3 separate regions of the Homo sapiens genome follow, and regions 2 and 3 are each linked to region 1. Evidence: chromatin loops called from intact Hi-C (ENCODE). Cell type or tissue: B cell. All regions are shown on one strand.

Region 1 (8,000 bases):
AGGCCAAGGGCGTGGGCCAGCACGACAACGCCCAGAACTTTGGTAACCAGAGCTTTGAGGAGCTGCGAGCAGCCTGTCTAAGAAAGGGGGAGCTCTTCGAGGACCCCTTATTCCCTGCTGAACCCAGCTCACTGGGCTTCAAGGACCTGGGCCCCAACTCCAAAAATGTGCAGAACATCTCCTGGCAGCGGCCCAAGGTGGGCACTGGAAGGGAGGCATGGACTCATGGATGGAAGGGAGCTTGTAGTGATCCCTCTATCACTTTTAGAATCTTCAATCTTCAACCCCCCACTACCCCATTCTGACCCTGGCACTAGGCCCCACCTTCATCAGAGCTGGGGACAGTTCTGAATATGCTTAAGCCAAACCTCCTAGGTAACCCTAAGGAAATCACCCACCAACCTCTGCTATCACAAGCTGCAGCTATGCCAAGTTGGTCCTGTACCCTCTCCCTGCCCCTCATATCTGTTCCCCTGGAACTTCAAGGTGGGCATCATTCCCCAGCAAAAGTGGGAGAAAGGTGGGGAGGGGGTGTCCTGGGCCCCCTGAAACCTTTATTCCTTCACTGCAGGATATCATAAACAACCCTCTATTCATCATGGATGGGATTTCTCCAACAGACATCTGCCAGGGGATCCTCGGTGAGTGGGGCACAGGAAGCTGGTCTCCACCTGGGCAAGAGGATTGGGGGAGGGGTGCCAGGGTGTCTTTTGAAGCTGGGAAACAGGGAGCCCTGAGGTCAGACAGCCTGCTTCTGTTCCCCTGTCCCTCCCCTTCTGAGGAGATGACAGTGAGAACACCGTGCATTCTTCCTGCCCCTCCCAAGTCTGGATGCCACTCCCTGCCTGCTGCAGCCTGGGTCTTGCGGGGGGAATATTAGTTACATTTGACTACATAATAAATTACCTAGGACTTAGCAACTTAAAAAAAAAATTTCTTATCTCACGGTTCCTGTGGGTCAGAAATTCAGAAGCAGAATCACTGGATGGGTCTAGTTCAGGGTTTATCAGGAGGTTACAGTCAAGACGTCTGCAACCTGTGATCATCTGAAGGCTCGCCTGGGGCTGGAGGGTCTGCTCCTAGGAGGGTGCACTTACGTGGCAGGAGCTCTCAGGTCTTTGCTGGCTGTTGGCAGGAGGCCCCAGTTCCTCACCACATAGGCTTCTCCATGGGGCTGCTTGAGTGTCCACGCAACGTGGTAGCTTGCTCTTCCAAAGCGAGTTATCTAAGAGAGAGGACAAGGAGGAAGCCATAATGCCTTTTCTGACCTAGTCTCAGGAGTTGCACATCATCACTTCCACCATATTCTATTTGTTAGAAGCAAGCACTGAATCTGGTCCACACTCAAGAGGAGAGGAATTAGGCTCTACCTTTGGAAGGGAGGATGGTCAAAGAATTTGTAGAAACCACTACAGGTGCTAGAACCCGATCAATCTGGGGTATCAAATAGGAGGGCAACGGGGTCTACTCAGCCCACTCTCACAGGGCTCCCATAGAAAGCCCCAGGGTAGATCTTTCTCCCTAAGTCTGGTCCCGTTCAAGGGTTTCTTCCAGATCCCTCGCTGCCTCTTTAGGGATAAAGCCAGGGTGGGCTTTCTCTGAGACTGAATTCTGTCCCCTTGGGGCAGAAAAAAGGGCAAGGTGTGGGCAGAGCAGAGGCCAAGGAGACCTTAGACCCCAGGGCCGCTGCTGTGGCCGCTGTGGCTCAGTAGGCTGGAGGGACAATGGGCTGGAGGAGGGAATTCACTTCTCCGAGGCACTCTAACAGTGAGGGGGATTGGAGCGCCCTTGATATTCCTCTCTCCAGGCAGCCAAGAGGCCATTGGTAATCATAGAAACTTTCTGCTCCCTCAACCTCAGCCTGGCGTAGGATGCACAGCACCCTGCCCCTGGACCCCACCCAGCAAGGGCTGAGATGCCTAGGAGACAGGTGGCAATGGAGGTCTGTAGTGCTCATCTCCCATAGGATTCCCTTTAGCCGAACTTCAGGCCAGGGACACTGCCTCATACCCACTTCAATGCCTAGCTCCAGGGACCCTGCTGGGGCACATACTGAGCCCTGGGTCCCCAATATAATGTGGGTGACATGAGGGAGAGACCTCTTGGGAACTTCGTGGCCACACCAGTGTACTCACAGGGTGCAGGAAGGTGACTGGATCTGTTGGAAGAATGTGGAGAGTATTGGCTCTGTCTCAAAGAAAGCAGGTTACTGGTCAGGTGCAGTGGCTCATACCTGTAATCCTAGCACCTTGGGAGGCCAAGGCAGGAGGACTGCTTGAGCTCAGGAGTTCAAGACCAGCCTAGGCAGCATAGTGAGACTCTGTCTCTACTTATATATAAAAATTTACTTTAAAAAAAAATAGGTTCCTAGAGCCTGAGGCCAAAAGTACCTCTTTTCCAAACTCAAGAAAAACAAAAGGATGTGTCTCTCACATAATAGAAAAGGTACAGCCAGGCACTGTGGCTCACACCTGTAATCCCAACACTTTGGGAGGCCAAGGCTGGCAGATCTCTTGAGGCCAGGAGTTTAAGACCAGCGTGGCCAACATGGTGAAACCCCATCTCTACTAAATATGCAAAAATTAGCCAGGTGGGGTGGCGGGCGCCTGTGGTCCCAGCTACTCAGGAGGCTGAGACAGGAGAATCGCTCGAACCCAGGAGGCAGAGGTTGCGGTGAGCTGAGATCATGCTATTGCACTCCAGCCTGGGTGACACAGCAAGACACTGACTCAAAAAAGAAAATGTACAGAAACTCACCTTACTAGAGTCTCTCCGCCTTCAGTTTCTCCCTGTTTACCTCCTTCCTGAACACTCTTTAGTGGGAGGGCTGAGGGAGGGTGCCTCTCCGCCGGGGGGGTGAGAATGGGGTACAGGGTCAAGTTCCTGCTCCCCTAGGCCTTGGATTCTGAGGCCCACCCACACATATGGGGTTGCTCAGGGGTGGCAAAGCCCTGCCTGTCTTTCCAGGGGACTGCTGGCTGCTGGCTGCCATCGGCTCCCTTACCACCTGCCCCAAACTGCTATACCGCGTGGTGCCCAGAGGACAGAGCTTCAAGAAAAACTATGCTGGCATCTTCCATTTTCAGGTGAAGGACAGTGTGAGAGCCACTGTGGCTTTGTTGGGGGCGGGGGAAGAATCATATATGCTTTGAAGTTTACCTTCTTTCCTTTTGAAAAATAGCATTTATTAGGGTGGGTTTTGGACTAATTATCAGAGAAATATCTGCCCACCAAAGAAATCATGTAAGCTAATTTTTTAAGTCCCAAAAGAAAATAGTTGTTAGCAATTTGTGGCTCTTTCTCCCTTCTCCTTCTCTTCCTCTCCACTGTGTGTGTGGGTGTGTGTGACACTGGTAGTCTCTGTCACATAATTTTTGTAATCTGCCCCTTTGACTTAGCAATGTGTGGACAAATTCCCCTCTGGAGACCGTGGCAGAAGCTGGAGAGGAGGCGGGGCCGGGCTCAGGCTTTGGGTTGCCTTTCCCTCTCTATTCAGTGATTCTGGAGAGTGGAGCCTCTGACACTGGCGTGTCATCAGGTCTGGCCACTAGGAGGCGCTTGATGATAGGGTTCCCACGCAAGGGGTGTGTGTTTGCTACCCACAGATTTGGCAGTTTGGACAGTGGGTGAACGTGGTGGTAGATGACCGGCTGCCCACAAAGAATGACAAGCTGGTGTTTGTGCACTCAACCGAACGCAGTGAGTTCTGGAGTGCCCTGCTGGAGAAGGCGTATGCCAAGTGAGTGCTGGGAGCTGAGGAAGGGGGCTTGCCTTGCCTCTGTCTGGACAGCTGGAATCAGGGGGAGGGGAGGGGGTAGCAGGACATCCCTCCCTCCCCTCACCTCCATCCTAGAGCCCAACAGTGCCTTCTCTGTGCCCACAGGCTGAGTGGGTCCTATGAAGCATTGTCAGGGGGCAGTACCATGGAGGGCCTTGAGGACTTCACAGGAGGCGTGGCCCAGAGCTTCCAACTCCAGAGGCCCCCTCAGAACCTGCTCAGGCTCCTTAGGAAGGCCGTGGAGCGATCCTCCCTCATGGGTTGCTCCATTGAAGTAAGCAAAGCATGGTCCCACCTCAGGGCCTTTGCACCTGCTGTTGCTGTCACCCAAAAGGCTCTTCCCCCAGTATCTGCACGGCCAGCACCTTCTCATTCAGTTCAACTGCCCTTTCCCCAGACTAGCCTTCCCTACCTCCCCGTCTAAAGTCGCCGTCCCCACCCTATTTACTTTCTTTTTGTTTTTTTTTGTTTGTTTGTTTTGTTTTTTTGAGACAGGGTCTCATTCTGTCTCCCAGGCTGGAGTGCAGTGGCAAGATCTCGGCTCACTGCAACCTCCACCTCCTGGGTTCAAGTGATTCTCCTCCCTCAGCCTCCCAAGGAGCTGGGATTACAGCCGTGTGCCACCCTGCCTGCGTAGTTTTTTGTATTTTTAGTAGAGAAGGGGTTTTGTCATGTTGGCCAGGCTGGTCTCGAACTCCTGACCTCAACTGATCCACCCACCTCGGCCTCCCATAGTGCTGGGATTACAGGCATGAGCCACGGTGCCCAGCCAGCCCTGTTTACTTTCTATCTGGTTTTTACTTTCTCCCCAACATTTATTGTGACCTGAAATTATCTTGCTTATCTATGTTTTCACTCATAGCCCATCTTCTCCAGATAGTAGTCACATTCCATGAGGGCAGTGACCTTCTTTGTCTCATTCACTGCTGGACCCTGGAACTTAGGAAGGAGCCCAGCATGCAATAGGCACCCAACCAACATTTGCTCGACAAAATACATGAACCCAGGGTGCTACATATGACCCTGCATTCTTGGCATTTATCCCAGAGAAATGAAGACATGTCTCCAAAAATGTTTGTACACAAATGTTTACAGCAACTTTATTCATTATAGCCCCGAAACAGGAAACAACCTAGATGTCCTTCAATGAGTAAATGGTTAAACAAACTGTTTATTACACACCGTGGAATACTACTTAGCAATAAAAAAGAACAAACTATTGATACTCAGAGAAACTAGGACAGATCTCAGGGGAATTATGCTGAATGAAAAAAGCCAACCCTAGCCAGGTGCAGTGGCTCATGCCTGTAATTCCAACACTTTGGGAGGCTGAGGTGGGAGAATTGCTTGAACCCAGGTGTTCAAGACCAGCCTAAGAAATATAGTGAGACCTCATCTCTACCAAAAAAAAAAAAAAAAAAGAAATTAATTAGCTGAGAAAAAAGAAAAAAAAAAAGACAATCCCCTCCAAAGGTGGTTACACACTGCATGATTCACGATATTCTTTTTTTTTTTTTTTTTTTTTGAGACAGAGTCTCACTCTGTCACCCAGGCTGGAGTGCAGTGATGCGATCTCGTTTCACTGCAACATCCACCTCCTGGGTTCAAGAGATTTTCCTCCCTCACCCTCCTGAGTAGCTGGGATTGCAGGCACCTGCTGCCATGCATGGCTAAGTTTTGTATTTTTAGTAGAGACGGGGTTTCACCATGTTGGCCAGACTGGTCTTGAACTCCTGACCTCAGGTGATCCGCCTGCCTTGGCCTCCCAAAGTGCTGGGATTGCGGGTGTGAGCCACTGTGCCTGGCCTTAAATGACATTCTTGAAATGACAAAATAATAGAAATTAAGAACAGATGAGTGGTTGCCAAGGTTTAGGGAGGTGGAGTCATGAGAAGAGATGGGTTTGGTTATAAAAGGGCGACTCAAGGGATGCTTGTGGTGATAGAAATGTTCTATATCTTGACAGTGGTGGTGGCTACATGAAACTACACATAATGGAATTGCATAGAGCACACAAAAGTGAGCACTTGTAAAACTGGGGAAATCTGTATAAGGTTTACAGATTGCATCCATATCAGCATTCTGGGCTGGGCACGGTGCCTCACACCTGCAATCCCAGCACTTTGGGAGGCTGAGGAGGACAGATTGCTTGAGCTCAGAAGTTTGAGACAAGCCTGGGCAACATGGCAAGACCCAATCTCTACTAAAAATACAAAAATTAGCTGGGCATGGTGGCAAGAGCCTGTAGTCCCAGCTACTCAGGAGGCTGAGGTGAGAGGCTCGTTTGAATCTGGGAGGTTGAGGCTGCAGTGAACCGAGATCACACCACTGCACTCCAGCCTGGGTGACACAGCGAGACCCTGTCTCAAAAATAATAATAAAGCCGGGTGCGGTGGCTCATGCTTGTAATCCCAGCACTTTGGGAAGCCGAGGTGGGCGGATCACCTGAGGTCAGGAGTTCAAGACCAGCCTGGCCAACATGGTAAAACCCCATCTATACTAAAAATACAAGAAATTAGCCAGGCGTGGTGGCGGGCGCCTGTAATCCCAGCTACTTGGGAGTCTGAGGCAGGAGAATCCCTTGAACCTGCGAGGCAGAGGTTGCAGTGAGCCGAGATCTCACCACTGCACTCCAAGAGCAACAAGAGCAAAGCTCTGTCTCAAATAATAATAAATAATAATAATAATTTTTAAAACGTTCTAGTTTTGATATTTCACTGTAGTTTTGCCAGATGTTACCACTGGGGGAACCTGAGTATGGGATACACGGGATTTCTCTGTATTATTTGTTACAATTGCATGTGAATCTGCAATTATTTCAAAATAATGATAATAATTTAAAAGTTTAGTTTAAAAAAATTAACCTGGAGAGCTCGCCCCTTCCTTTGGGTGCCCAGTCCAGGTCCTCCATGCCCTCCATGCCCTCCATGCTCTCCCTCCCTCTCTGTTCTGTAGGTCACCAGTGATAGTGAACTGGAATCCATGACTGACAAGATGCTGGTGAGAGGGCACGCTTACTCTGTGACTGGCCTTCAGGATGTGAGTCCTGAGAAATGCGCCCTACCCTGAGGACCCTGAGAAGGAGGAGAACGTCTCCCTGACCCCATAACTCTGACCTTTAACCACCCCCGCCCACCCAGGTCCACTACAGAGGCAAAATGGAAACACTGATTCGGGTCCGGAATCCCTGGGGCCGGATTGAGTGGAATGGAGCTTGGAGTGACAGGTAGGTGTCCCCAACCCAGGTGAGGGGTGGTCGGAGGATACAGCAGGCGGTGCCAGGTGGACCGACTGGTGTCCCATCTAGGAGAACAACCTGTACAACAGGGCAAAGCTCCTCCCTCTAGATTCTCCATCTAGCTCCGCACCCCAGCAGGCAGACATTCAGGGAAGAGGCAGTCCCCTGGAGAGGAAGGAGGTGCCACATGACCTCCGCCCCTCTCCTTCCACCGCCCATCTCTGCTCCAGTGCCAGGGAGTGGGAAGAGGTGGCCTCAGACATCCAGATGCAGCTGCTGCACAAGACGGAGGACGGGGAGTTCTGGTCAGTGTGGCTTGGGGTGGGCTTCTTACCACCACCCTAGGCCCTGGTCCTTCATCTCCCTGCTCCGCTCCTCTCTGTGCCTTGGATGGGGAGGCTTGGGGTGGTTGTGGGGGGTGGTTCAGGGAGAGGGAACTGAGGATGCAAGTGTGCTGCTGACGGGCTCCACCCCCACCCCACCACAGGATGTCCTACCAAGATTTCCTGAACAACTTCACGCTCCTGGAGATCTGCAACCTCACGCCTGATACACTCTCTGGGGACTACAAGAGCTACTGGCACACCACCTTCTACGAGGGCAGCTGGCGCAGAGGCAGCTCCGCAGGGGGCTGCAGGAACCACCCTGGTGGGTGAGGGGTGAGAGGGGAGGGGGTGTGCAGGGAGTGAAGGATGGGCCACGGCTCACCACGAAACCAGACCTGGGGCACGAGTCACCGGAGTCAGGGTCCATGAGGTCAAGGGTTAGTCAGATTTCACAGCCCCTGTGGAGGAGACAGCTCCAGTGTGGCTGGGGAAGCTCGGTCCACCCTGGGAAGGGCGTGGCCAAGGGAAGCCCCCGTATAACCACGCTGACCCACTTCCGCCACAGGCACGTTCTGGACCAACCCCCAGTTTAAGATCTCTCTTCCTGAGGGGGATGACCCAGAGGATGACGCAGAGGGCAATGTTGTGGTCTGCACCT
Region 2 (8,000 bases), 130 kb after region 1:
ACAAGCAGAGGGGTCAGGCTGAGAGGCAGGTTTCCAATTAGCCCCAACTTCTGAACTAAGCCCCAGCTGAGCAATCCCCTGCTTCCCCCACCCACCCCAAAAGTCATTAGCTCTAGGCAGAGGTGGCAGGGACTCTGCCTAGGGTGGCCTCCTTTTTGGGTCCCACATGTGTCCTTCCTCACTTCCCTCACCACTTCCCTTTCATCATAGCTTCAGGCCCCTACAAATAGGTCGCTGAAGGTGAAAGGAGGAAGGTCAGAGCACAGATGGACCAGGAGTGGGCGGGAGAAAGGGGGATCCACAGTGGAGGTGCAATCAGGGCTGAATGGCACTAATCAAGTCAGTAGGCTTCCGGGGGTTCTGAGCCAGACTTGGGAGTTGGGGGAGAAACACAGTTTGAAAGAGACAGAAGTGGGGGAATGGCCTGGGTGATGGTTCTCAGCTGGCAGGAGAAGGAAGCTGCCACCACCCCGTCCTTGCACAGCCTCTGACTCACCCCCATGCCCCAGCCCTTGAGACTTCTCAGTGTATCTGCTGGAGTGTCTCTGGGCACATGGGTGCAGCCAAACCTCCTCTCACCTGTCCCATTTGCAGCTTACGGATGGCAGTGTTGGCACGCCGCTGCAGCATCTTCACTGTGGCCAGCAGCTCCCGCCGCTGCCACTGGGGCATCACAGCAGTTTCCACAGCCTATGGCCAGAAGCAGTACATCACCCCTGCCCTTCCCTGAGCCATAGTCTCTGAGGTAGGGACCAGCAGGGCCAGGGAAGACACCCACCCTGCAGACAAATATCTGGGCCAGCTGGAGCCCAACCCAATTGGAGTGCTAGGGAGAGTCTGAAGGAGTCCAGGGAGGAATAGGGGAGGTAATAGGGCTAGGAGAGGGTGGGGTGGTAGGCGTGGCCCTCACTTCAATGAGTCGTCCTATGTCCTTGGACAGCCTCAGTGCCTCCGCCACATCCCGGCTCCCCAGACTCAGCCGCTCAGTGGCCGCTTTCACTTCCTGGGCCAGGCTCTGGCCTAGCTCTCGGGCCTGCAGGGAGGGGACAGGAGGGTCAGGATTACATTCATCTCCCCAGGACAAGGCCTCTCAACTCATTACTGGTCAGGGACAAATAAGATTTAACAATCAGGACCAATCAAGGCACCAGCACCAAATAATCAAAACACATGCCAGCTGCCAATAGCTGATATGGCCACATTGGTGTCCAAGTATGAACACTGGCTCTGCTGCTGGGCACCCCTGAGCCTGAGCATGTCACCTGCGTGTGTCCCATGCACCCACTCAACCCAGAAGTCCCAGGCCTACTGGCATGCTGACCTGCTGGGCCTGCTCCCCAGTGACGGCCAGCAGGCGGGTAGTGCCCTTGGAAAGCTGGCGGTCCCCGATGATAACCAGGTCCCCTACAGCCCCAGTACGTAACAGGTGCCTGTGGGAGGAAGGAGTGAACAGAAAGTCGGGGCATGACAGTAGAGAAGGGAGAAGCCAGCGTGCATCTCCCATTAAGGGCTGATGGCTCCAAAGACCAAGGGAAGGGCAAGGATCCGGGGCCCCTGGGCCAGGCAGCACAAAGGAGTGACTCACGTCCCACAGCATAGCTCCACAGAGGTCTGCAGTGCGGCTTGGGAGGCTGGGTCCAATGCATGGGCCACGGGCACCCCCACTGATACCACCCGCACAGGGTCTGGGTAAACCTGAGGTCAAGAGGGGACAGGCCCGTTAACTGCCAAAGGAGAAGGATAAAGCCTCCAGGTATGCCTGAAGGAGGCCCCCGATCTCCAGCAAAAGGGCTTCCCCAACTCACCTCATCCAGAGAGCGCAGGCCAGGGACCTGGGCAGTGAGCGCCAGGGGCACCTCCTCCATGTACACAGCCTCATCCTGCCCCACGGCCTCCTGCACAGTGTTCTCCACTGCCCGGAGCTGCTCTGGGGTCAATGGGGTCTGGAGGGGTGGGGAGGAAATGGAAAGACCAACATGCAGTCAGCCCCACACCTCTAACTGATGCATTGAAACACGGTCAATGTTCACTGAGCTATCCCCAGGTTCTAGAATAGTGGCTAGCACATAATAGGTGCTCAATAAACACTACCTGAGCAGACAATTATTTTCCTTAGAAAGCTATCTGGGAGTTGGGCCTATTGGAAGCTCCAGGCCTTTCACCAGGCACCAAAAGTTAAAGAAACAGAAAAAGGAGGCTGTATCCACATGGAGCTTACAAGGGGTAGCCCAATGGAAGAGAGAACTACAGGATGGGGGGATGCAGGGGCAGGGAATAAGCAGGTGGGATGGGGATTAGCCAGCAAGTACTTCCTGGAGAAAGGATTTAAGCCAGATGTGTAAGAAGCGCAGGGAGACAGGGTGGCAGCAGAGGGAGAGGGCAGCCCAGTTTAGGCAAGAATGGCTTGGATGACAGTAGAAACAAGGAAGGGGAGCGGCTGGAGGTGAAGGGAAGGCCCCTGCTGGAGGGCCTTCAGGATCCCACATCAGAGCTGGGCGAGGCCCCAGACACTCTGTAGCCTGACTCCTCACTGCTGCACAAGGAGCCCAAGGGGAAAGGACTTGCCCAGGGTCCCATAGTGATTGGGTGGCCGTGCTGGGCCTAGAGCCCAGGACTCTAAGGGCAACCCGCTCACAGCAGGCTGTCTCTCTTTTATGCCTGTCACCTCACATGAAGCCTGTCTTTCTATGCCGGGCTCACCTGGGTGGTCACATCCAAGCGCAGCTGCTCAGGATTGAGATGGGAGCCCTGCTGCTCTGTGCCAGGGCCCAGGGTCTGCCTCAGTGCCCAGTTCAGCAGGTGGGTGGCCGTATGCTTCGCCATGCAGCCTAGACGCCAGGCCTGAAATACTTTTGTCACCCAGCGTCCTGGGTGAGGGCAGGGGGTTGGGAGAGTGAAGGGGCTGCAGGGTATTGGGAACAGTTAGGGAGGATCCTTACCTCATCCACATGCAGCTGCACCTGGTCCCCTAACCGCAGGCACTCAGGGGCTACTGCCTCATGCAGGATGAAACCTCCACAGACCTGGGCCCGGGCTACTGGGAACAGCACGTCCTGAGGGAGGGTAGTGGTCAAGGTGCCTGTAGCCTTTCCCTCCCCTTGGCTCCCACTCAGGCTTGGGTCTGCCGCCCACAGAAATCAGCCTGGGTTGTGATGGAGACTCACCTCTTGCCCTGCCCGCACCAGGTAGCCACGGTCTGAAGCCTGGCCCCCCTGTTCTGCGTAGAAGTTGGTCCTGTCCAAGAGGAGGCCACAGCGCTGGCCTTTCCCCACGGAGGCCACTGCTGTCCCGTCCTCTGTATACAGTTGCAACACCTGGGCCTCACAGGTGCCGAACTCTGCCAGGGCACAGAATGGTTATTAGTGGTGGGCAGGGGCTGGGGACGTGAAGGTGGGTCTGTGCCTGGAGGCCAACAAGCACCCCCGCTGGCAGGGGCACTTCCAGCTGGGGGCCACAGAGACCCCTGGTGGCCATCCTGGGGAATACATAGGGGCTAGCAGCAACCATCTTGGACATTCTTCTTAGTCATGGTCAGGCAAGCTTGTGGCGGCAGGCCTTGGTCCAGGCTCTCACCATAACTTCCGCTGGGTCGCAGGGAGTAGTTGTACTTGGGGCTGTCGTCAGTTGGGGGCACTCCTTGGCGCTGCAGCTCCCCAAGCGCATGGACATCAAGCCACAATCCCTGCTTCTGAACTGGCTCAGCCTGCCGTGCCCGGTGCTGCAGGGTGGGCATGGGCATGGAAGAAGTGCATGGAGAATGAAAGAATGAAAGTGGGACTTCAGCCTCGCAGGGCCCTGTCCCTGCCACACAGCTGTGGACTCTGCAGCCCTTCTGGAATAAGAACTCAGGGCTTGGCTGGCTGCTAGAGCCCCTGAGCTGGTTGAACCATCCATCATGTCGGCTCCTCGGGATTAGGCCTTCCTGCCCACTGCTGCCCCTGGAGGGCCCCTCTCCAGGAAGCTGTGCTGGCTTCTGCTCCTGTGTTTAGCCCATTGGCTAGTTTTGCTTTCTACTGGTTGTGGCCTGAGGTTTTAGAAACCTCCCAGGTGAGGGGACAGATCCTATCTCAGCCTCTTGATTCCTCTCAATATTCACAGCTCCTCCCCCAGGAGCTCAGGGCTGGGGAAGAGGTGTCCTAACAGAACCCAGCATGGGGTGCCACAGCTTGTACCTGGGCCTCCTCTTGGGCCAACCGCTCCAGTCCAGCGGAGTCTAGCTGGACCCCTTTCTCCTCCAGCATCAGCTCTACCATGTCCAAGGGGAGTCCCAGGTCTCCACACAGTGACAAGGACCAGGCCACTTCAGCTTTGAGAAAGAAAGACAAAGAATGTTGAGGAGGGGAGGGATTAGACAAAGAAGGGGAGAAAAATAAGGTCCAGGGCCCTTCTAACCACGCAGAAGCCACCAGATGCCAAACACAAATACCCGCTCCATACTGGGTAGCCTCAGGAGAGGGGTCACATTCAGGCTTCATGCCTCAAGGCCAGAGCTGGGGGTAGTCCAGGGTACTCCCTGGGCACACATCATTTCAAGGGAGGAGGGAAGCTCAGTCTATGCACGAAGCCAACCTAGGAAAGCAGGAGGCAGGGCTAGCTGGGCACTGTGGACATGGGGAGAGGCAGGGTGGTATTCCTGCTGCAGAGGGGTCTGGGTATGGAAGGAGAGTCCAGGGAGAAAGGAACATTGGGAAGAGGTCAGGGGTGGATATGAGGCATGGGGCTGGCCCAGAGCTCCCTCCTCTGCCCACCTTGGTGAGTCTCAGCGAGCCCCTTGTGCATGGGCTAGGTATCCTGCTTACCAGGGAACATATCTGAAGGCCCCAGGGTCCTCAGAGTCCGATCAATGATCCGCCTACCCCGCTCCAGGGAGGCCAGGAAGGCTGCCTCGTCCTCTGACACCAGGTTGGCGATCTGAACCAGGCAGAGAAGAAGTGGAGCTGGGTCTCCTTGGAAGGAGGGTCTCTCTCCACAACTCTCCCATCAACCCCTTTCTCTCCCACTGGAATCCAGTACCTGGGCTGAGTTCCTTTGCAGTTCTGGATAAGCATCTCCCTGGGGGAGGTGGAGAGGGCTGAGGAGGTGTGAAAGGCAACCAACCCACCCCCACCTCCCCACCCTGGGCCTCCCTGAGGACACCTGCCCTGGAGGCTCAGACACATTGAGGGGCTGGGAGAGGGACTCAAATGGGGAACTGGTTTCCCTGTAGGGTGGCAGAAGGGGGTCCTGAGGTCAAGGGCTGAGCAGTTTGGAAAAGGAGCCTCCTCAAGTTCTCCTGCTTCTTGTAAGCAAGGACAGCTTTCTTAGCTTGCTGATAGGATGCTGGGCTCGATATTTAGGGTGGGGACCTCTGGGCACCCAGGCTGGGGGCACTGTCTAGGCTCAGTGGTAGGCTCCCCAAAGTGCCCAGGGAGGCCCAGAGTGAAAAAGAAGCTCTGTCCTTACCAGTGTCTCCACCACTACAGGTACCAGGCTGCCTAGGAAGCCAGGTGGTGCCTTTAAGATCTCCATGGAGAAACGCACAGCTCGACGCAGGATCCGACGAAGAACCAGCCTAAAGGGGTTCAGAGCCCAGACATGAATCCCCAGCGGCTCATGGTCAGCAATATGGGGAGTGGGAAGGACGAGGTCCAGTGTGTGCTCCCACCTCAAAGCTCTCCCTCTCCCCATTCCTCCTACTGGCTCAACCAGACCCACCTCTCCTGTTCCCTCCCTCCTCCACCTGAGACCCCCAGCAGCCCCTGTCCTCTCTGTAGCCCTTCCAGACTCACGGGGGACCTGACATCCCAGGGAAGATGCCATCAGAGATGCAGACACTGAGTGTGCGGATGTGGTCAGCCACCACGCGGTACGCTGTGTCTGTGCGCCCCTCGTCTGCCACCCCTACTCGGCCCAAGTAAGGGGGTGCCCTGCAGCCCTGGGAAGCAGAAGAGTCAGCCAGTGGCCCTGCCTGACCTGGCCCAGGTGGGTGCTCTTTATCGCCTCTAGAGCATCTGCCCTCAGCCCTAAAGCCAACCACATCCAGAATGGCCTTGCCAGTCCAGTCCTGGGCTGAGAAGCCTCACAGATGAGCACAAGCCAGGCCCTGCCCTCACGGGGCTCATATTTGGTGCTACAAGTGAACATATCTGTGACCATTTACTGAATTTCTACTATCAGAACTGGGTGAGTACTTGAACAACATGGCCTCGAATCCCCAAAACAGCCCATTCCAGGAGGTATTAGCATGCTTGCTTTAAAGAAGAAGAAGCTGAGGCTCAGAGGAACTCAGTGACACAAGGCTACCCAGCTCTCAAGGAGCAGATCTGAGATCTCAGCCGGGCCTGTTGGACTCCAGGTGCTCTCCACTACCTGTTCTTGCCTCTCCCATCTTTTGTGGGGGTGGGCAGGGAGGGAGAGTGTAAGCTACATACACGGAAATGCTCCAAAGCAGGGAGCTTGATTCACTTACCACCAAACCTCTCTCTTCCCCAAGCTTCTTCGTCTAACAGTCATGCCATTCACTGTGTTGCTCAAGTCAATAGCCTGGGAGCCATCTTTGAATTCTTTTTCCCCTACCCGTCATGATCCATCAGTGGTTCCTTTTGCTCCTACCTCCATGACATCTCTCAAATCAATCTACTTGTCTCTACTTCCACTGCTATTATCCGAAGCATGCCCTGTGGTCCTTGCCTGGACCGATAATAGCCTCCCAACTGATTCCTAAGTTTCTGCTCTCATCTCCCTCCAGCTCATCCTCCACACAGCAACAGGAGTAGCCTTTTAAAAGTGTACATCAGGCTGGGCGCGGTGGCTCACACCTGTAATCTCAACACTTTGGGAGGCTGAGGCGGGTGGATCACCTGAGGTCAGGAGTTTGAGACCAGCCTGGCCAATCCTGGTGAAACCCCATCTGTACTAAAAATACAAAAATTAGTCAGGTGTGTTGGCGGGTGCCTGTAATCCCAGCTACTCTGGAGGCTGAGGCACGAGAATTGCTTGAGCCCCGGAGGCAGAGGTTGCAGTGAGCCGAGATCATGCCACTGCACTCCAGCCTGGACAACAGAGCAAGCAAGACTCTGTCTCAAAAAAAAAAAAGAAGGGTTCTCAGTGGGGAGTGTGGCATGATCTGATGTACACTTTTATTTATTTATTTTTTTTGAGATGAACTCTCACTCTGTTGCCCAGGTTAGAGTGCAGTAGCACGATCTCAGCTTACTGCAACCTCCACCTCCTGGGTTCAAGAGATTCTCCTGCCTCAGCCTCCCAAGTGGCTGGGACTACAGGTGTGTGCCACCATGCCTGGCTGATTTTTCTATTTTTTTAGTAGAGACAGGATTTTGCCATGTTGGCCAGGCTGGTCTCCAACTCCTGACCTCAAGCGATCCGCCCCCCTCTGCCTCCCCAAGTGCTGGGATTACAGGAGTGAGCCACCGTGCCCAGCCCTGAGAACTCTTCTCACCACTCTGAGAATCAAGGCCCCACTTTGGACTTTGAGGCCCACAAGACTGGATTCTGCCTTCTTCTCTGTGAGACTGTTCACAAAAATGGCCCTTTCCTAGGCATATGCCACTTTAAAATGGGACTTTACAGCTGTTTCCCATCAAGGGACAGAATCCATTTCTCCATCCCCTGAATCTCTGCTGGCTTTGTGACTTGCTTTGGCCCATAGAATACAGTGGAAACAACACTGTTCTGAGCCTATGTGTCTGCTCTCTGTCTTGGAACCTTGCTGAGCTGTGATGTGGACAAGCCCAGACTAGCCAGCTAGGTGATGACAGACACATGGTCCAGTCACCCCTACTGCCCCCAAACTGACAGCCAGCCAAGCCCCAGAGGAGCTGCGGCCTCTCAGCTCACCACAGATGGATGAATGAGCTCACACAAGACCAAAGAATGAGCCAGCTAAGCCCAGCCTAAACGCTAGCTCACAGACTCAGGGGGCAGATACATGGTTGTTGGTTAAGCCACAGAGCATTAGGGTGGTTATACAGCAAAAGCCAACTGACACATGTTCCTACTAT
Region 3 (8,000 bases), 96 kb after region 1:
CTCACGTGTCTCCGTCCTCGGAGATGTAAGTGAGTGCTTCCAGCTGCTGAGGGCTCAGCGCCCCCACGTGGGGGAGTGGCAGGCGTGGGGCCGGGTCCTCAGCCTCGGGGCCCCCCAGCAAGGACAGGGTGTAGGTGAGCGAGGAGGAGCCATAGGTGGAATCAGCCCGCTCCCCATCCGCGTCTTCCTTCTCCTGTGGTTCCTTGACGGGTCCCGGAGGATGGGTGCAGGGCTGGGGGCTGCCGTCCGAGGGCCCGGAGGCTGGAGCCGAGGTGGACTCGGGTAGGGAGCGCAGAGAGCGCAGAGACTCAATGCCAGAGTCGTACTGGCTCTCCTCCGCCTCGTCCGGCCCCTTCCGCGCCTCCGACATGCCCGCGGCTCTGGCCGGCCGGGGCCCGGTCTGAGCAGGATCCGGCTCCAGGCTCCGCCGCGCCGCCTTTCCGGGTTGCGGGTCCGCTTGGCAGAGCGGGCGCCCGGCCCGCGGCGGCCTCCTTCCCGGGCTGTGGGGCTCCGAGGGGCCGGCGCGCAGCGAGGACAAGGTTCGGAGCGCTGGCCAGGTCCACCCAGCGGTTACTGTGGGCAGCCGAACCGCCCAAGCGGGTCCTCCTCCTCGCCCCGCCCCTCCGGACCAACAGGGTCGCCTCACGCGGATGGCCCCGCCCCCTCCCCGCCCCCGGCGGGCGCTTCCGGAAAGAGGCCCCGCCCCTCCGGAATCCCCCTTCCCGGGCTCTGCGTAGGCTTGGAGTCTGTGGTTCCCGGGCCTTGACTCACTCCTTCGTTGATTCATTCACTCATTCATTCATTCATTCATTCACTCTTTCCCCCTTCCTCCTTCACTCCATTCATTAGTTCCACGCATGTACTGTTTCCTTCTTTCACTTCTATTTCTTAATTCATTTGTTTTATTTTTATTTTTTATTTTTTTGAGACGAAGTCTTGCTCTGTTGCCCAGGCTGGAGTGCAGTGGTTGATCTCTGCTCACTGCAACCTCCGCCTCCTGGGTTCAAGCGATTCTCCTGCCTCAGCCTTTCGAGTAGCTGGGACTACAAGTAGAGACGGGGGTCTCGCTACGTTGCCCAGGCTGGTCTCGAACTCCTGGGTTCAAGCGATCTGCCTGCCTCGGACTACCAAAGTGCTGGGATTACAGGCTGTGAGCCACCGGTCCCGGATCATTCATTTGTTTTAAAAGAAATATCTATTAATTGTCCGTACAAGCTGGCATCTTTGGGGGAGGGCATGTAGGCGATGGGATGGGGAAGCACTGCTTCCTATCCCCTGCCCATTTATCTCAATTTCTCTTGCTTTCTCATCTTTCCCTATCAGTGCCCAGGGGTACGGGTAGGGAAAGGGGACTCCCATTATCTTTAAAGGAGCAGTTCTCCTGGGTCCTGGAAGACAGTCTCCTGTGTCAACGTCCCACATCACATGGAATTGGGCATGAAAATGTTTTTTTGGAAAGAGCGTCTTCTCAGGGAAACTGTTGTCTAAAAAGTAAAGTGGTTGTGGAGTTTCTTCTTCCTCAAAGGGTGAAACCCTGGCCTTGGGTAGTTACAGTTTCTGGTCAACCCCAGCAGTCAAGGAAGTGGGGTCAGGTTGGGGAGGCCCCAGACATGCTGGGTTGCACTCTGCTCAGGTCCCCAACACAGCCCCAATCTTAGTCCCAAAACATCTTTCCTCTTTCACTGTCCCTGGGCCTAGGAAGGCCGTGGGAGCACCCTACTACAAGTGAGCCCTAAGCCCATGCTCCATGATTTATTCCCTCATTCCTCCCCACTATTCCAAGTGCTATCAGCCTAACGCCAGCAATGCCCTTAGAGGGTTATCCGCAAGGGAACATGTAGCTTTTCCATCTCCAGCATTGGAGAAAGGAAGGTGGATGAGTGTAGACAGCAACGTTTTGCAGGGGGGAGGCCAGCTTTCCCACAGCCCTTCCCCTGCAACCTCATTTTATTCATCCATCATTCACCTACTTGACAAACATGTATGGAAGGTCTCCTGTAATGTCTGACGTTGTTCTTTCTACTGGAAGCAAAACTGACTATCACAGTAATAACCAATAACCACCCCCCATGACCAACAAAAAAATCCCATGGTCCTAAAAAAGCTCCTTGGCAATTACAGCTCAGAGTGGTTGGGATAAGACAGAAGTGAGAACAGGGTGTTGTGGGGGCACACAGTGGGGCCAGCTACTCAGTGGGGTGAGAGGCAAGGAAGCTTCCATTTGAACTGAGAATGGGAAGGGAAGAGAGATAGGGAGAGGAGAAGGACCTAGTCTGTGGGGGGCGATTGGAGGCAGAAGAGTTGGGGGAGGGCTGAGGGGAGAAGATGGCCCACTGTTCTTCAACCCCATGTAGGACCAGAGTGGGAAAGACGTAATGAGCATGAAGCCCAGTGAGGAGCCACGAGGGGAAAGGCCTGGGAAATTGAAGCATCTCCTTCCCTTGAGTCAGCATGATTTCAGATGTTCTCAGTCTCCTCCCCTGACATGTTCCTCTCCGGTCCTCAAAGGCTGCAGCAAAAGTATAGTAATAAACTCCAGACCCAGACCAACTGGGTTCAAAATTTGGCCGAGCGCGGTGGCTCACGCCTGTAATCACGCCTATAAACTTTGAGAGGCTGAGGTGGGTGGATCATTTGAGGTCAGGAGTTCAAGACTGGCCTGGCCAACATGGCGAAACCTCATCTCTACTAAAAATACAAAAAGTAGCTGGGCCTGGTGGCACATGCCTGTAATTAATCCCAGCTACTTGGGAGGCTGAGGCAGGAGAATCACTTGAGGGTGGAGGTTGCAGTGAGCTGAGATCACACCACTGCACTCCAGCCTGGGCAACAGAGTGAGACTCAGTCTAAAAACAAAAACAAAAACAAAAAAATCCACACGAAATCTGACACTATCATCCCCATTTTAATGTTGGGAAACTGAGGCCCAGAGAGGTGAGTTGACTTGCTCAAGTTAAAATAGAAAGTGCAGAGATGGCTTCTCATCTAATCCAAAACTTTTACATATTTTTTAGTGGAACCTTCTTTTCTTTATCAAGAGGTAAACCACATAGGGTGGGAGTGTCTGAGCCCTCTGCAAGGATGTAAGAACTCAGGAGTGTGCAAGGACCTCCTTTTTATTCATACAGAGGCTGAATTTTAGGAAAAACCCACTTAACCCAGCCAGGTGTTTGGCTCTGAGCCGTAACAGGTGTGTGGCAGTCCCTTTTATGGCCACATGAGGTCAGCATTGAGTCACCCACTGGCCCCACTACCAGAGCTTGCACTCTTGACAGGAATCCTTTCCAACACTCCAGGAATGGGGAGGGGGACCATTGCAGTGTTATCTGAAAGGGTGACCTGGGGACTTTGACTTAGGCCACAGCATGGCTAGGGACCTGACCTCGCCTCCTCAGCTCCAGTCTTCTCTGAGGCTGGGCCCCTCGTCTTTCTCTCTGTTGTTTTCTGGTTCCCTTTGTGCCCCCACTCCCCACCTCCACCCACCCCAGCTAGGCTCATCTTCAGGAAACAGGCCTGGTTTCCATGGTGACCAGCCGGTCAGCTGGCTCCTTCCACCGCCCCCTCCTTCACCCCCCTTTCTTGTAGCTTCCAGGGAAGGGTACTGTGTGTGAATGGAGAAGGCAGGGGTAGCCTTTTGTCTCTTGGGAGCTCTAGCATTGGCCAAAAAGAGCTAAACTGTCCCTCCTCCAAAGCCCTTTGAAGTGGAGACAGGAAGGCAGTGGGGGTGGGTGTCAAGAGGAAGATTATGGTGCCTAAATGGGGAGCACGAAAGGATCCTCTGTGGGTTTGGAAAGGCCAAGGTTAGGGGCTCTGCTCTCTGTGGGGGAAGGGGTTGAAACTGGAACAAGAGGGGCTGGAGTTAGCTGTGAGGCCAGCTTCCCAAAAAGCATGGGCAGGAGATGCTGGAATGAACCACCAAGTGAGATTCTGCCTCTGCCAAGGGAGTGAACCAGACCCCCGCCTCTTCTGGACAGCCGCCTTCCTCTGGGCAGGGAGAATGGACCCATCAACCTGGAGAGGACCATGCAGGCTGGATAGCTCTAAGCAATAGGTGGACAGAGAGCCACCTTCACCTCACCTGGAAAGGGAAGAGTAGTAAAATGAAGGCAGGGCCAGGAGTGGGACTAGAGGGGTGGGAGCAGTGGCTCTCCTGTCCCCAACAAGGGGAAGGAACATCCTGGGCAGATCAGTGTGTTTGTACCCTATCCCCCAAAATCAGACATCGAGGCTTTGCCCCAAACTAACTTCCTACCCACAAATATTCCCCATAGATTTTGAGTGGGAAAGATCTGAATTCTAGGACTAGCTCTGTGAGTGCTAGCAGGTGACCTTGAGTAAGCCATTCACTCTCCCTCTGCCTTGGTTCCCTGTGAGTAATTGGGGAGAACAGTTACTGTATGTCAAAGACTCTAATGACACATAGTAGGATTCCACAGTGACTGTGTATGCACAAGATTGATCATGCATGGCTTTTATTATATTCTTCATAATGGTTGTTTTTCATGTTCTTTTCTCCCCATTAGACTTTGTGCTCCTTGCAGGAAGGAAACTGTGTTTCATTTCTGTACTGGGCACACAATAGGTACCCAACACCTGTTTACTGAATGGAGACATCCAGAAATGAATGAATGAATAAATGTCAGGGTCCTTCCTGCTGTGCCAGGGGATACAGGGAAAAGCAGTGTGGGGTGGATGGCCTGAAAGGATAGGCTGCCTGCAGTGGCTCAGCCTGGCTTGCTTCCTACACCTACAAGTCAGAGCCTTAGAAATTGTCCAGTCAACTTCCTCACTGCACAGATGAAGAAATTAAGGCTCAGAGACAGGAAGGCACTTGCCCAAGGTCACATAACTCCTTAATGACAGATACAGAATTCAGAATTAGAACTCAGGTTTCCTGCCCTCCAGCCTAGGGTATTGCACACACTTCACTGCTTCTCTGGAGCTGTTCTTTTAGGGAAGAAAGATGGTTCAGTGAAGGCCGGTTCCAATGCCCTCCCCTCTGCCCTCTGTTAGTCCTTTCCCACATCTAGCTTCAATCTCTTCCCTTTCCCCCTATTCCATTCCTCTGGAAGTCTAGCTTCTGCCTTAACCCTTCACCACGAAACTGGGAGTAAGGATCTTCCCTAGGGTTCCAAGAATCAATTTCCTCTCCCCACTCCTCTGCCCTGGGAACTTGGGGGAACCAGAGATGTGTGTGTGTGTGGGGGGGTGCTGTTGGTTGAACCTCGGGCACCGAGTCCACGGAGAACAGATGGAGAGGGGTTGCGGCACAGATTCTCCCAGGATAGGAGCGCGGGAGGGAGGTGCAGTGAGCAGGGCTGGGAGCGGGGAAGAGGTGTGGGGAGTCCCTGTTGCTTTACCCCTTCGGGGGGTGGTTATTAGGTAGGCTTGGGAAGGCGGAGTTTGGGGGGCTGGGGGCGGGGCTCGGCTGCGCTGGCAGGAAAGGGGGGGCGCGCTGGCTCCAGCTCGGCTCAGACAAAAGGCGGCGGCGGGAGCGGGCGGGAGGCGGAGCGGCGCCGCGAGGGCCTCAAGGTGACACCCGCCCCCGGCCCCGGCCCCCCCCGGCCCGGCCCCCCAGCCTGCCTCCCACCCTCAGCCCCCAGCCCCTTACTCCCGGTGCCCTTTCCGGGCCCCCTCCCCCGGCGGGGGGTGGGGAGCAGCGAGGGCCCCGCCCCCTCCCGTCCTCTCCCCAGGGCCCGCGCAGGATGCCCCCGGCCCCTGGCAGCCCCCCGGGAGGTCCTGAGCTCGACGCGCCCCCTCTACGCCATGTCCCCCCCTGGCTCGGCCGCGGGAGAGAGCGCCGCCGGCGGCGGCGGCGGCGGTGGCGGCCCCGGGGTCTCGGAGGAGCTCACGGCGGCGGCGGCAGCGGCGGCGGCGGACGAGGGCCCCGCCCGAGAGGAGGTGAGAGTCTAGGGCGCCCCTTCCCCGGGCGCGGCCGCAGCCTGGCCCCCCATCCCCCATCGCACGCGTCCCCCGCTGGTTCCGCCGCAGCGCGGCCGGCGCCCCGCACCCCGAGCCGGCCGCTGCAGCCGCAGTCCGCGCCGCCGCCCCCACCCGGCGGCCGGAGCTGTCCGCGGTGCCGGGGAAGGGGCCGCGCCGGGGGCGGGGCTCAGGGGTCCCGGGCAGGGGGAGGGGCCTAGGGGCGGAGCCTCGCGGATCCTGGGCTTATGAGAGTGGGGGCTATGCTCTACCGGGGTGGGGACGGTGGCGGGGATCCTGTCTCACAGAGGAGGATGCTACCTTGAAGGCCAGGAAGGGCGGCTTGTACGGGCTACAGAACGAGGAGGGTACCATGGGGAAGTGGTGGTGGTACCTGATCTGGGACCCTAAGGAGGTCAGATGTGTACGGGGGGTCCCGCCTGTGGTCATTGGGAGTGTGTGTGTGTGTGTGTGGGGGGGGGTGTGCACCTCTCTCTCACGAGGCTCCTGCTGCTTCCTCATATCCCTAGTTGGGGTCCCTAGTACTCAGTCCTCTGAACCTGAAGACAAAGAGACGGAGGAAAGTACCAGGAGCACCCCCACTCCAGCCTCCCATGCACACTTGTGCACACGCATGCACCCTGTACTAGGGCAGAGGCACACAAGCGGGGATGGGCCTGCAGGTAAAGCCCCTTTCAGAGGTACCCACATGGGGACAAGCACATAACCAGGTAGGCACACGAAGGGGCCCGTATGTTCATACCTCCTAAGGACAAGGCTCCCCGAAAGGCACATGTACCCTAATCTCCTTGTCCACATGTACTGTGTGCTATTTCCTAGCTCGCCTAACTATCCATACTTCTAGATCCAGGGACCGATGCCTATTACTGTACCCTTCTTTTCCACTCTTTTCCTCTCTTTCCTGGCTGGCCTCTAGGTCAGGCCTGAGGAATTGAGGGGGTAAGTCAGGATCCCAGCAGGAGGTTGTGTGTGTGTGTGTGTGTGTGTGTGTGGTGGGGGATGGGTTCCTAAAGCTAGACAGCACAGAGGAGGGGTGGGAAAACAGAGGCCACTACAAGAAATTAAACTCAACACTCAATTAGGATGTGGCTGCTGGGGGCCAGCACCATGGTAGGCACCTAGGATGCAAAGAGAATGAAGCATGGGCCCTCAGGAGTACCCAGTGTAGTGGGGAGCCAGACATGTAAACAACTCCTGGGCCAACCCTGGGACAGAATGTGCCAGGAGCTTTAACAGACAGGCTCCAGGAGAGTACCAAAAATAATTTTCTCTTGATAAATTGCTGGGCTTCAAACGTTGTCCTCGCTACCCCAGTCCCACATCCCCTATGCCTGTCCTCTCCTCAGCCACATGCCTCTGCCCTTCTGGATACCTCCTCCTGGACTGCCTGCCGCTCAGGGACCCCAGCCCCCTCCCTCCCATCCTAGGACAAAGGGAAGGATGTCAGGGTGCAGGAGGGAGACTCACAGGGGAACCAGGGTCCAGAACATGGGGAATGAGACTGGGCCTGGGGTTCTCTGGAGGCCCTTATCCAAAGGACGTGTTAGGCTAATTGTGAGGGTTAGGGAGGTGGATGGGTCAGAGGGGAGTAGCTCCTCTAGAACCTAGGACTGAAAAAAATCTGGAAGTGAGGGCCCCACTTGTTAAGTGGGGAAGTGATGTCAGTGGGTCCCTCCCCCTTTTCTAGAGGACCTGGAAGGGGTCTGGGCTGGGGACCTTCCTTCGCTGATGCCTGTCTGTCTGTCCTCCCCTGTCTTCCCTGTCCACATCTTCTGTTTCATTGCCATTTTTGTGTTTGTCTTCGGATGCTCTCTGGGTACCATCCTATCCATCTGTGTTTGCTGCCTGGGCCTCTATCTCTGGCTCTGATCCTTCTCTGCCTCTTGGGGTGTCTCTCTCTGCACTCTCCTGTACTGGCATTCCGGTCCCCTTTCCTGTCCTCTGGCTTGCTCTGTGTCACTTCTGTTTCTACCTCTGGCCCCTGGCTCCCATCTTGGTCTCACCTTTTCTCTCCATATCCCTGTTTCTCTCTGCCTGTTATCTCTGGTGCTGGCCTCTGC

The links. A loop is a pair of places that touch in the nucleus more often than their neighbours do. Peaks named below come from ENCODE experiments on the same cell type or tissue, not always from the same donor. Only the 100,000 strongest peaks of a DNase experiment are listed, where the experiment ranks them.
Region 2: a loop joins it to region 1, with 28 times the contacts of the local background. A loop is called at or near these places in 9 of 110 quality-filtered maps.
Region 3: it touches region 1 in a loop (21-fold over the local background); 34 of 110 quality-filtered maps call a loop at or near these places.

The regions. Positions count from the first base shown.
Region 1 is chr6:44,169,335-44,177,334 of GRCh38, forward strand. CAPN11 (calpain 11) reads left to right here. Exons shown (of 23, transcript NM_007058.4): 3 at 1-197; 4 at 572-641; 5 at 2,968-3,086; 6 at 3,606-3,739; 7 at 3,884-4,052; 8 at 6,734-6,817; 9 at 6,919-7,004; 10 at 7,247-7,321; 11 at 7,504-7,664; 12 at 7,908-8,000. Among named protein-coding and RNA genes, the nearest start is that of CAPN11, 15 kb to the left of the region's middle. RefSeq lists enhancers at 129-1,328, 7,319-8,000. In B cell, CTCF peaks have their summits at 3,549 (motif pointing right) and 3,750; DNase peaks (open chromatin) are centred at 3,557 and 7,927; H3K27me3 peaks cover 1,608 bases.
Region 2 is chr6:44,301,481-44,309,480 of GRCh38, forward strand. AARS2 (alanyl-tRNA synthetase 2, mitochondrial) reads right to left here. Exons shown (of 22, transcript NM_020745.4): 6 at 5,769-5,914; 7 at 5,443-5,551; 8 at 5,014-5,052; 9 at 4,800-4,911; 10 at 4,173-4,306; 11 at 3,574-3,718; 12 at 3,165-3,337; 13 at 2,940-3,053; 14 at 2,701-2,841; 15 at 1,806-1,943; 16 at 1,586-1,695; 17 at 1,322-1,430; 18 at 911-1,033; 19 at 580-690. It overlaps LOC124901322 (a long non-coding RNA gene), which reads left to right and starts at 5,504. Exons shown (of 3, transcript XR_007059594.1): 1 at 5,504-5,595; 2 at 5,754-5,961. In B cell, CTCF peaks have their summits at 3,478 (motif pointing left) and 3,684; a DNase peak (open chromatin) is centred at 3,461.
Region 3 is chr6:44,264,977-44,272,976 of GRCh38, forward strand. NFKBIE (NFKB inhibitor epsilon) reads right to left here and starts at 575. Exons shown (of 6, transcript NM_004556.3): 1 at 6-575. The coding sequence starts at 370. TMEM151B (transmembrane protein 151B) reads left to right here and starts at 5,474. Exons shown (of 3, transcript NM_001137560.2): 1 at 5,474-5,901. The coding sequence starts at 5,767. RefSeq lists an enhancer at 1-201 and a silencer at 120-789. In B cell, CTCF peaks have their summits at 59 (motif pointing left), 264, 3,223 (motif pointing right) and 3,423; DNase peaks (open chromatin) are centred at 105, 685, 1,565, 3,225 and 5 weaker places; H3K4me3 peaks cover 2,153 bases; H3K27ac peaks cover 1,762 bases; H3K27me3 peaks cover 3,134 bases.